Regions from separate parts of the Homo sapiens genome. Here regions 2 and 3 are each linked to region 1. Evidence: chromatin contacts called from ENCODE Hi-C or POLR2A ChIA-PET data. All regions are on one chromosome and are shown on one strand. The core of a region is the stretch at or near the end of the contact, and the rest is flanking DNA. Distances in the headings are between cores, read along the strand shown. Region 1 overlaps ZNF827 (zinc finger protein 827). Region 2 overlaps C4orf51 (chromosome 4 open reading frame 51). Region 3 overlaps ZNF827 (zinc finger protein 827).

Region 1 (3,551 bases), core at 729-3,228:
CAACTTCACTTAGGTAACAAGATAGCGTGGCAGATTTCCTAAGGTACTGAAATAATAGGGGCCTTTTCCTAAGACAGGAAAATCAAATTAGAGAACAAGGCTCATAAAATTAGAGAATCTTAGGCCTAAGGGCATCTTCTGCGCATCTGAAAATATAGGGAACAGATGGAGGTCCAGAGAAGTTAACTGAGGTCCTACATTCACAATACTACTTATGGTACCATAGGGTCTAGAACCTGGATCGAGAATTCAGTGTGTGCTTTCCTCCATGCCAAGTAACTTCCACATAGATTACAGAAATAAGTCACTAGGACTCTAAGGTTCAAGCAAGGGCCACATCTGAATAGTTTTCTTACTTAGCATGCACAAATGTGCACAGATGAGCTTGCACACAAATATATTCATTCACTGAAGGTACATTGATTCCCCACTTGTACTGTGTAGGGCCTGCTCCAGGTGCTGAGATACAGCAGTGACTTAGATAAGCTCCCTGTTCTTGGGAATATATACTGCTATATATGTCATATAACATATATATTGCTTTATACCCTAACTTTGCAATAGTCCAACTTACTAATTTACAGATTTAGATTGATCTATTTTGGGTCAAACTGAAACATCTCAAAACTATACTAAATACAGGAAACCCTTGCTGTGAGACCATTAGCTTATAATGGGGGTCAGCAAACTACAGTCCTTGGGCTCAAATGAGCCTCCTGTTTTTATAAATAAAGTTTTATTGGAACATGGCCATGCCCACTCATTTGCATATTGTCTACGACTACTTTCAAGTTTCAACAGCCGAGTTGAGTAGTAGTGACAGAAACTGTATGACCTGAAAGCCTAAAATATTTACTATTTGCCCCTTTGAAAAAAGCTTGCAGGACCCTGGCTTATAAAATAGGTTTTAACCTTATTCTTAGAGCAGCAGCATTAAAGGCTCCTACTGAATTAAAAAAGAAACTTCTTTAATGCATTTCACTCTTGGGTGACTGTACTAACAAACAAGAATATTCTTTCCTGCTAGACAATGAGCCCTGAATCCTGCTACATCAGAGAGAACAAGATCTTTGCTTCATTCCCTGTGGTAATTACGAGGTATGTGTTTGCACTGGTTAGTTGTGAAGTTTCCACTCACGACAATTAAATGATGACAAGTCCAGCTTCTGCCTAGCCATATGGTTTCTATGGTTTCTATGGTGGTATGGGTGTGGAGGGGGCTTTGGAGCAGGATGGGAGGGAGGAAGGTTTTCAACTGGGTTCAGGTATACTTTGGAGTAAAGAGGGTTAGAACAAAGGTTAACAGAAAGGAGAAAAAAAAGACTATCTGAAAAGCCAGTGGTAATGGAAAAGAGTTTGGCCTTTTCCTCCATTAGCCACTCCAGAAATGCTGAATTTAATTTGTCTTCAACATGGGTTTCCCAGCTCACCTGCTGCCCACAGGCTAATGTGGTTACAGTCAGACAACTGACTGTAAAAATGGCACCTTCTCACTTGGCATAACGGCTCTCTGCAGACCTCCAAGTCATAGCTGCTCAATTTACTGACAAAAACAAGCTTTTATTACTGTTGGCACCACTGAGCCAAAGTGGCCAGAGAAACACAGAGAGATCCTCCTCTGCTGTGTACATCGTCAGCACAACTGTCAGGGAAATTCCCCTTCCCGAATCCTTCAAGTGCTGATGATGTGAGGGGCTGACCCAACACCCAGGGCTGGCAATCAGCAACATCAGCTCTTAATTTGTAAGCCCCGCAAATGCAGACGGAGCTCCTCCTCATTCTCACTTAATGACTCCTTGCTGGTATCATTTGTAACCATCACTTGTGAGAGTATAATTGCATGGTGAAGTCAGAATGTTAACATCAATAAATGGAAGAAGTTAACCAGAATGGCAAGAAGCTTAAATAACAGGCGAGCACTGGTGAAGCCTTGGCCATGGCCTAGACAGTGATGGGTTTGTTTCAGGAGAATCTGGTTTTCTTTGGCCGCGAACACACATGCCATGCGTCATTAAGGAGAGCGTCAGGGCTGCAGTTTCACTGGAGAGGAACAGAGCCTACAGAAGTAGGTGTGTAGTGCCCTGGCATGGGAAAACAGAAAGGTTCAAAGCTCTGCCAAGTGTTTCTCGGGGCTGTCAGAACAGCAATGATACAGAGAGCAAGCTCTGGAATGAAAACTGTTCTGGGCTGAGTTTCAGTAGTCACTGAAACTAGTGACTACTGAACTAGTGACTGAAACTAGTGACCACAGCAACCCCTAGTTGCTGACCTTGGATGGAATATCTCACCTCTGTTAAGCCTGTTTCTTCACCTGTACTGTACAGTGTGATAATAATAGTATTCACTTAGAGGGTTGCTATGGGGCTTAAATGAGAGCCAGTGTGCAAAGGCATAAGACTGGGGCATTGAAAGACTGTCACATATGGTGATGAGGAAGAGGATCAGGATGAGCAACAAGCAAAGAGCTCGGCACCTCTCAACCACATCTGAACTTGGGAGTCTTTCAGAGCAGTGAGGCACAAGGCATGCCAGGAAACAGTATTATGACTACAGGGAAATGTGGCTTTCATGCCTTGGGAAAGTCCTTCCTTCCATGGAAGGAAAAGGGCAATGTCTCAGGGCAGTGGGGATGCTTCGGCCAGGTGGCAGGTGCTCTGGGGTGCAGGGGATGGAGAAGGAGTGTGAGAAGGACAGACAGGAATGGTCACCTGTGTGCTTGGTGCCAATGTGAGTCTTTATCTCTGCTTCCTCCATGGTGACGAAGTCGCAGGCAGTGCAGCAGATCGAAAACATCCACTGCTCCTTGTCCACGTGGAGTGACATGTGGCTGACAAACTGGACATTGAGCTCGGTCTCAAATCCACACACGTGACAACTACATGAAAGGGTAAAAGAAAAGAGGGGGAGAGAAAAGGGTGACACATACTTCTAAATGTAGGCTGTCCATTTATACACAGTACACTCAAGAAAACTGGAATTTGAAACACATTTGTCTCTCCACCAAAAGGTTTTGCATTAGAAAATTCTTCTGCTTTCTGGGATGCCTCTAAAGTAGTCACTGTGCCAAAGAGACTAAGGGCCAGCATCATGTAACAATCACATATGTGTTATAATGATGCTAAATAATCATAAAGTTAATTTAAAACTATGGATTCCAGATGCTGCACATCACCTAATTGATTTCCTTTGGGCAAAGAGATGTGGGGTAGCATTGCCAAGGTATTTAGTGGTGCCGGTCCACTGATAAACTCGGAGAGCACCTCATAGTCCAGGAACCTCTCTCTGGCTCTGGAAACCTTCCCTAGTAGCAATGAAAGCACCTACAGTTTGTTGTATGGCACTCCAAGCAAGAGGCTACTCTATCCGGGACAACTTCTGATAGAAGCCACCCACTGCTAGAGACATTTCCTGCAAAAGCAAGTTTCCACCAATCAGTATGGCAACTCTCTAGGACAAGATTTGACAGCCAGAAACTTGGGGGTTTTATGGCAATCAAACCAATATTGATTCATGATTGAATACAGAAATGAAACATAAAATCCACATACTAA
Region 2 (3,551 bases), core at 344-2,843, 52 kb before region 1:
TCCTGGAGGTTGTGGCCCCAGAATGAAGGTGGCAACAGGTGGATTAGGGCATGCCTGAATAGAGGGAGGCTTTTTCCATGGGTCTTCTGGTCTGTCTAAGAAAGGCACTCTACACTGGCCCTGGGAGGCGAACATAAAGGAGCAATGGGCACCTCCCCCAGCTTTCCTGGGAGAGACTCACAGCTCCCCAGCCAAGGCTTTCTCACACCCAGGCCAGCTTTTCCCAGCAGAGGAAACTTCCCTCTCCAAGGCCTCCTCTGTTCTGAAGTCCAGAAATGGGGCCAACAGGAAGACTCTCACTTCTCACTTCTCCTCAGCTATACGGGGAGATACCCAGGAGTGAAAACCCCCCACCTACACTCCCCCAAAGGAGCCCTAGGTCTTACTGTGATTAAGACTCTCCTTCTGTGAGTGACTCCACACAATATTCCACCTGTCGGCTGAGCTGTTGCTAGCTGAGGTGCTGCACTTTTTACCCCACCACATATTCCCCGGGAGTGTTCTTCTTGCTCTTCCTCCACTCATCTCCCCACACTGATTGCCTAGCAGAGACTGATTTTAGCACTTCCTTCCTGGTACAAGGCCTTACAGGTCATTCTGCTGAGGGGAGAAAAGGACTCCGAAGGGCTTTGGTGTGATTGTCTTCATTGTTTTCCCCTAGGGTCACCCTTATTTGGCTTCCATTTTCAACAAAGGAAAGATGCCCCTGTGGGACAGTGGAGGGGTCAGGGGTCAGACAGGCAGGCTGCTCCCTCACCTAATCACTGCTCTCACCCTCCTTCCCCATTTCTCTATGGACCTTGATAGCCACAGCTGCCCAAGGTTTGCAACAAAGGGAACTAGATGACTGAAAACAAGCCTCACTCACCACGGCGTGAGCTGTCATGGCAGAGGGACCTTTTAACTTCATGACTTAGATTGTTTTTTGGCTAATTTGTATGCCTTGCTGTGAGAAGTGAATACATTTCTTTTAAACTACAGGAAGAAAAAAGATGGCCAGGTGTGGTGGCTCACACCTGTAATTCCAGCACTTTGGGAGGCTGAGGTGGGCGGATCACAAGGTCAGGAGTTTGAGACCAGCCTGGCCAATATGGTGAAACCCCGTCTCTACTAAAAATACAAAAATTAGCCAGGTGTGGTGGTGGGCGCCTATAGTTCCAACTACTCAGAAGGCTGAGGCCAGAGAATACCTTGAACCTGGGAGGTGGAGCTTGCAGTGAGCTGAGATTGCACCACTGCACTCCAGCCTGGGCGACAGAGTGAGACTCTGTCTCAAAAAAAAAAAAAAAAAAGATCACACTGGCCACCAATATGTCTAGGTAGAGTGATAAACACTTTGCCTGGAATTGAGGGCCTCACCACACTAAACATGACAGCTACGCTGTGTGACTGCCAGCACACCCCAGAGAATCCCGGGATGGGCCTCTGGACTCAGAAAATATCAATGTCCCTTCTAGGTGGTGGGAATTTTGTTTTGTTTTCCTCTCTCTATTTTAAATTAGAAAACAGACTAAGAAATGGTTAAATGTGTTTGCCGGAAGATATTCAAGTGTAAGGCAACAGTTTCCAAATTCCCTGCAGAGACTGGGCACAAGGGAACATTGGCAGCCAAGCCTGTTATTAAGAAGGTCACAAGATGCCATCTGTTACTGTGTGCACTTTACTGTTCAAGCATAACATCAACTAGGAGGTGGCTGCAATTGATTTTGCCTGTGAACTTAAAAGATAGAGATATGGTGGACACCATAGTGATTTTAGTAGACTTATATGAACAAACCATGTGTCTGCCTATGAGATGGGCGGGAGTTACGTGGGGAGAAAATTAGGGAAAAGGTGAAGCATTATTTTTAATTCTGTCCTTGGTTATAGCTATAGCTCAAATGTAATTTGGGATGCTCCTTGGTGATTTTCCTTTTTTTGTGTGTGTGCCTGGTTTTAGCCGTTTACAAAATATAATAGAACTGCCTTCTTTATAATTACCAAGTTAAGGCAGATAAATGGGGGAGGGCACGAATAAAAAGACAGATAAATGGACTGCCTTATTCTTTTGTTCCCAAAGAATAAAGAATTAAAAATTCTTTTAAAGAATTTCTAAAATCCACAAGCAAGTTAAAATGGCACAATCAATACCCACCTGCCCTCTCCTAGATTCACCAATTGTTAATATTTTGCCACATTTCCTAACATTTGCTTTATCTAAATCTCTCTATACTGATGCCTATATATACTTATTTGCTGGAATGTTGAGAGTAAAATTAAAATATCATAACAGTATATCCTAAATACTTCTGCATGAGTCTCCTATGGATAAGAATGTTCTCTTACATAACCACAACATTGTTATCACACTCAAAAAAAGTCTGACATTTTCTTAAAGTCAGCTGATCAGAAAAAAAGAAATTTAACATTGCTAGAATAATTTGTATCTAATATATAGACCATTGAATGACTTATTCTTAAAAATCTGTCATGAAAGAGATTTGCTCTCTAATCTATCCCAATGGTTAACACATCTCTCTTTAAGACAATGATACCTTATATTTTTGAGACACTTTGAAAAATCTGATGAAAGCTCTGGGACCTATCTTCAGAAAAATATTCATAAAAATTGTACCAGTCCATGGCCTGTTAGGAAGTGGGCTGTACAGCAGGGGGTGTACAGTGGGGAGCAAGCAATGCTTCATCTGCATTTATGGCCACTCCCCATGGTTGGCACTACTGCCTGAGCTCCGCCTCCTGTCAGATCAGTGGTAGCATGAGATTCTCCTAGGAGCACAAACCCTATTGTGAACTGAGCATGCAAAGGATCTGGGCTGCATGCTCCTTATGAGAATCTAATGCCTGATGATCTGTCACTGTCTCCTATCACCCCCAGATGAGACCATCTAATTACAGGAAAACAAGCTAGGGCCCGCACTGATTCTAAATTACGGTGAGTTGTATAATTATTTTATTATCTATTTCAATGTAAGAATAATAGAAATAAAGTGCACAATAAATATAATGTGCTTGAATCATCCTGAAACCATCACCCCTGCCCCTGCCCACCCACCTTCCATGTTTCCATTGTCTTCCCTGAAACTGGTTCCTGGTGTTAAAAAGGTTGGGGACTGCTGCATAAAGACACTTATACTGGCCAACAATGCGTACATCTTGGCTGCTTCTAAGTTGTATTGTTCACATTTAATCTAAATTCTCCTCCTTTGTGTACATACAACTTAAGGCTGCAGTACTCAGAAAGGATGGAGAATGGTTTGTCTTCACCTTCCAACATTATGTTTTGTGTTCACGAACCTTCATTTCTAATGACAGGCAGGTGGGAGATGAAAGTATCCCCAACATATTAAAGGAAAACAGAATCACCGAGAAGGTTGACAGTTGTACTATGACAGACACCCAGTAGGTGGACTAAATGATTAGAAGACCTGGAGGTATACTTCCAAACTTGAGCTTCTCTGATTCTGCAAGCCTACACTTGCTTTCTTGATAATTTGCTTTTAAAAACTAAATACCTGTAACCTGGAATTACAGGAAATACAGGTATTTCCATC
Region 3 (3,551 bases), core at 505-3,004, 35 kb after region 1:
ATCCTTTTTCTAACTGAACTCCTTTGTTAGGAAATTAAACAGATATAACAGAAATTAGAATGCTTATTATACATTTTGATATAACGACTGAAAATACCCTCCCACGGCAGCTATTATTTTATTAATTATACCTAAGTCACTGATACTTATGAGACCAATGATGCAATGAGACAGTACAACAGACTGTCCCATTGAACACTCTATTTTCAACAACCAAGATAGAGAAAATGGCGTGCAGTTCTTCTATCACACCTGGTGCCCTAAGATTAATTTAATTCATGAATCTCCCTTGCAAGGTTAAAAATAAGTAACCACCCTCAAACTTCAATCATTCCTTGAGTAAGCTTCGTGAACCTCCAAATGGAAATGACTGTGATCATAGTCGTATTTCATACAAGGATTTCACATCTTTATTAATAACTTACAGGATGTGTAACTTTAACGTTTCTGAAATGACTCTGCCAAAATTTGTTGGAATTTCACCTTCTGGGGAGTCTTTTCCTGACCACTGTTGTTTACACAAGATTGTTGTACAAGATGTTTAGCAGTCTCTGACAAAGACCTATCCTGTGTATAACCATAATTATTAAGCTTACGGCCTATTAACTCAGAGCACCATGAATCTTACCTTTGTTCCTTAACATCTTACTCCCTCTAAACATTTAATTTTTCTTTATAGAAGTGTTTCATGCTCATTATAGAAAACTAGAAGAAGAGAGACAAGGTGGTGGTAGGGGGAAACAAAACTAAAACCCTCAATCAGAGTTCCCATCATCACCCAAAGATAACTTTCATTTTTCTTTTTCATGTCCCAGTGCTTTTTTTTTTTGAGACATAGTCTCGCTCTGTCGCCCAGGCTGGAGTGCAGTGGCGCCATCTCAGCTCACTGCAACCAACGCCTCCTGGGTTCAAGCAGTTCTCTGCCTCAGCCTCCCAAATAGCTGGGATTACAGGCGCCCACCACCACGCCCAGCTAATTTTTGTATTTTTAGTAGAGATGGGGTTTCACCATCTTGGCCAGGCTGGTCTTGAACTCCTGACCTCGTGATTCGCCCGCCTTGGCCTCCCAAAGTGCTGGGATTACAGGCGTGAGCCACTGTGCCAGGCTGCTTTAAAAAAAAAAAACAAAAAACAAAAACAAAAAAAAAACAAAAAACAAAAAACATTAATTACTATGAAAGGCATGGCAAGTCTTAGTATGACACCAGTGATGATATTTTTAAAATAACACATTTTCGAGTGATAAAAGTAACAGTTGGGAGATAGACCAGAGTGCTTTAAAAATTAACATTTTCATAAAAATGAAAAACAATTTGACCAAAAATTGTGTCAGAAATAACTTTCACATACCGAAAGCTTGCCTACATGTTAAAAGCATTTGCAAGAGTACACATTTTTTTTTTTTTCCTGAGTAAACTTTCCCCTTGTTTTTCTGTGGGTGCAAGTGACTATACAGTACATAGAAAATTAGTGAGCAAAAAAAAAATAATTAGGATGAGTCACCTTACCTTTTAAGTCATCTTGCCACAAAATGGTTACCTACAATCCACATAACCAATTAATTCCTGCCTCCATACTCTAACAAAGACAGCCAGAATTTGGATCTAATCTTTTTTTATAAATCATTCTACCTCCAGGCTATCCCACTCCCTCATTATCCTGTTTCCTGGCCTCTTTCCCATTCCTATAATACAGCTGATTTCCCTGATAACCTCAGCACAGGCCCCTTTCCCAGGACCCTCCCCCATCATGAATCTTTCAAGCCTAATTCCATTGAAGTTAAAAAAGAAGCAACTCATTTGAGTGACTCATTCCTAGATACTTAGGGCGGAGAAACTAGATTCTGCAGCTGGATGAGTCATTTTGACTGGAAAGCCCCGATAGGAAAGAGGTTCTGTAGAGTGCATACAACAGAGGATGGGGAAATTATGAAGGTAGTAGGTACAGATAAACGCAGAACATTCAAATAGTGTTCCTTAGTCTGAAGCACTTTGATACCTTAAAGAGGAGTTCTACTTTGCAAATACCACTTTACAAGATTTTTTCCCAACATTTTCATTGAAAATATCTCCATTTACTTTAGCTGCTTTTAGGTCTACCATTTTTCTGGAGTCACAGTTATGTATTTGCTTGTTTTTTAATTTTATTTTTTAGAGGCAGTGTCTCTCTGACACCAAGGCTGGAGTGCAGTGGCTTGATCTTATTAATAGCTCACTGCAGCCTTGAACTCCTGGCCTCAAGCAATCCTCCTGCTTCAGCCTCCCAAGTAGCTGGGACTACAGGTATACACGACCATACATGGCTAATTTTTAAATTTTTTGCAGAGGCGGGGTCTTGCTACATTGCCCAGGCTGGTCTTGAACTCCTGGCCTCAAACAATCCTCCTGCCTTGGCTTCCCAAAGCATTGGGATTACAAGTGTGAGCCACTGTGCCCAGCCTAGCGTCATATTTAAATGTGGTTCTGCCAAAGTGGATTTTGTCCAAAGCTCCAGGAATATCCTCATGATAGAAACTTCCAGAGAGAGTTGGTGTCAAGCATTCAGTATGAGAATAGTATGAAAAGATATTTTCTCCTTTGTTCAAAATGAAACTAACTTATTGGTGTTTTCTGATTGAAACCACCTTTGCAAAGATGATGACAGTGAGAGAAGTCCAGCATGGCTGACTCCATTCTTGCTTCTGGCCTCACAGACTGGCTGCCTTTGCTTTTTCCTGGGCCTAGGGCAGGCTAACCATGGGGAGAATTTAGTTTATAATTTAACTTTGAAACAATGATGATAATAGTCCCTCCCTAAAACTAATGCCCTTCTGGCTCACAGACTGAAAACTAATAAAAGTCCACAAGACTAGGATTATGAGAAGGGTCTGAATTCTAAAATGAAGGTGTAGTTTCTATAATCCCTTACTGCTCAGGAGTCACGTGGCCAGAGGTCACAAGATGTGTCTTCCCCAGTTGCTTCTATAGATAACATCACTATTGTAGCATCTAAGATTGGTCTTTTGAGATGTTTTTCAGACAGCATTCTGGCAACTGACTGACCCCACCCAGACCCATGACTCAACCAGTCCTGTGGCCCCCATCCAGAGGTGGACTCAGCACATGAGGACCATTTTCTATACCCCTATGATTTCATCTCCAACCAATCAGCAGCACCCATTCCCTAGCCCCCTGCCCACCAAATTATCCATAAAAAACCTGGGCTCTGAGTTCCTGGGGAGACTCATCTGAGTGATAACTCCAGTCCTCCTGCTAGGCTGCCCTGCATTAATTAAACTCTTTACTGCAATAACAGGGTCTCAGTGAATTGGTTTTGTCTGTGCAGCAGGCAGGAAGGACCCATCAGGCAATTACATGATTATGAAAGTAACATATACTTCTTATAAAAATGGAAATTCATAAAATATAAGTATAAATTACTTGACATGCCAACTAAACTGAGGAAAAGCTAACATTTCTAGATTTATTCTTTCTGCTCTTTTTTTCCTGCATGCCCACCGTTTTACAAATCATGGAATCATACCATTCATGTGGATTTGTAACCTGCTTTAT

What was found. Hi-C counts contacts between places; a loop is a spot of excess contacts on that map. ChIA-PET counts read pairs that join two places held with the same protein, here RNA polymerase II (POLR2A). Pooled maps may share reads with other maps.
Region 2: a loop to region 1 is called in a pooled map, with 2.3 times the contacts of the local background. The contact joins two enhancer-like sites. A Hi-C loop is called at or near these places in 8 of 168 maps with a recorded cell type or tissue (PC-3, cardiac septum, endothelial cell of umbilical vein and 4 more), 5 of 37 single-sample maps with no recorded cell type and 14 of 50 pooled maps. POLR2A ChIA-PET finds 5 or more read pairs at or near these places in 4 of 52 experiments (PC-3, PC-9, Panc1 and 1 more).
Region 3: a map with no recorded cell type shows a loop between it and region 1 (5-fold over the local background). The contact joins two enhancer-like sites. A Hi-C loop is called at or near these places in 3 of 168 maps with a recorded cell type or tissue (PC-3, endothelial cell of umbilical vein and naive thymus-derived CD4-positive, alpha-beta T cell), 20 of 37 single-sample maps with no recorded cell type and 13 of 50 pooled maps. POLR2A ChIA-PET finds 5 or more read pairs at or near these places in 4 of 52 experiments (OCI-LY7, activated CD4-positive, alpha-beta memory T cell, activated T-cell and 1 more).

The regions. Positions count from the first base shown.
Region 1 is chr4:145,771,798-145,775,348 of GRCh38, forward strand. ZNF827 (zinc finger protein 827) reads right to left here. Exons shown (of 15, transcript NM_001306215.2): 11 at 2,709-2,875. It also overlaps a transcript of C4orf51 not described here. Among named protein-coding and RNA genes, the nearest start is that of C4orf51, 93 kb to the left of the region's middle. Within about 2 kb of position 1,979, at least 7 of the 41 ENCODE cell types and tissues checked have a DNase peak (open chromatin) inside an H3K27ac peak, as active enhancers do; they include gastrocnemius medialis, where a contact is called at or near this core.
Region 2 is chr4:145,720,071-145,723,621 of GRCh38, forward strand. All of the region lies in intron 2 of C4orf51 (chromosome 4 open reading frame 51), which reads left to right. Among named protein-coding and RNA genes, the nearest start is that of C4orf51, 42 kb to the left of the region's middle. RefSeq lists enhancers at 41-240, 881-930. Within about 2 kb of position 1,594, at least 3 of the 41 ENCODE cell types and tissues checked have a DNase peak (open chromatin) inside an H3K27ac peak, as active enhancers do; they include gastrocnemius medialis, where a contact is called at or near this core.
Region 3 is chr4:145,806,662-145,810,212 of GRCh38, forward strand. The region is part of intron 8 of ZNF827 (zinc finger protein 827); the gene reads right to left. Among named protein-coding and RNA genes, the nearest start is that of C4orf51, 130 kb to the left of the region's middle. RefSeq lists enhancers at 676-895, 1,323-2,522, 1,752-1,941. Within about 2 kb of position 1,755, at least 10 of the 41 ENCODE cell types and tissues checked have a DNase peak (open chromatin) inside an H3K27ac peak, as active enhancers do.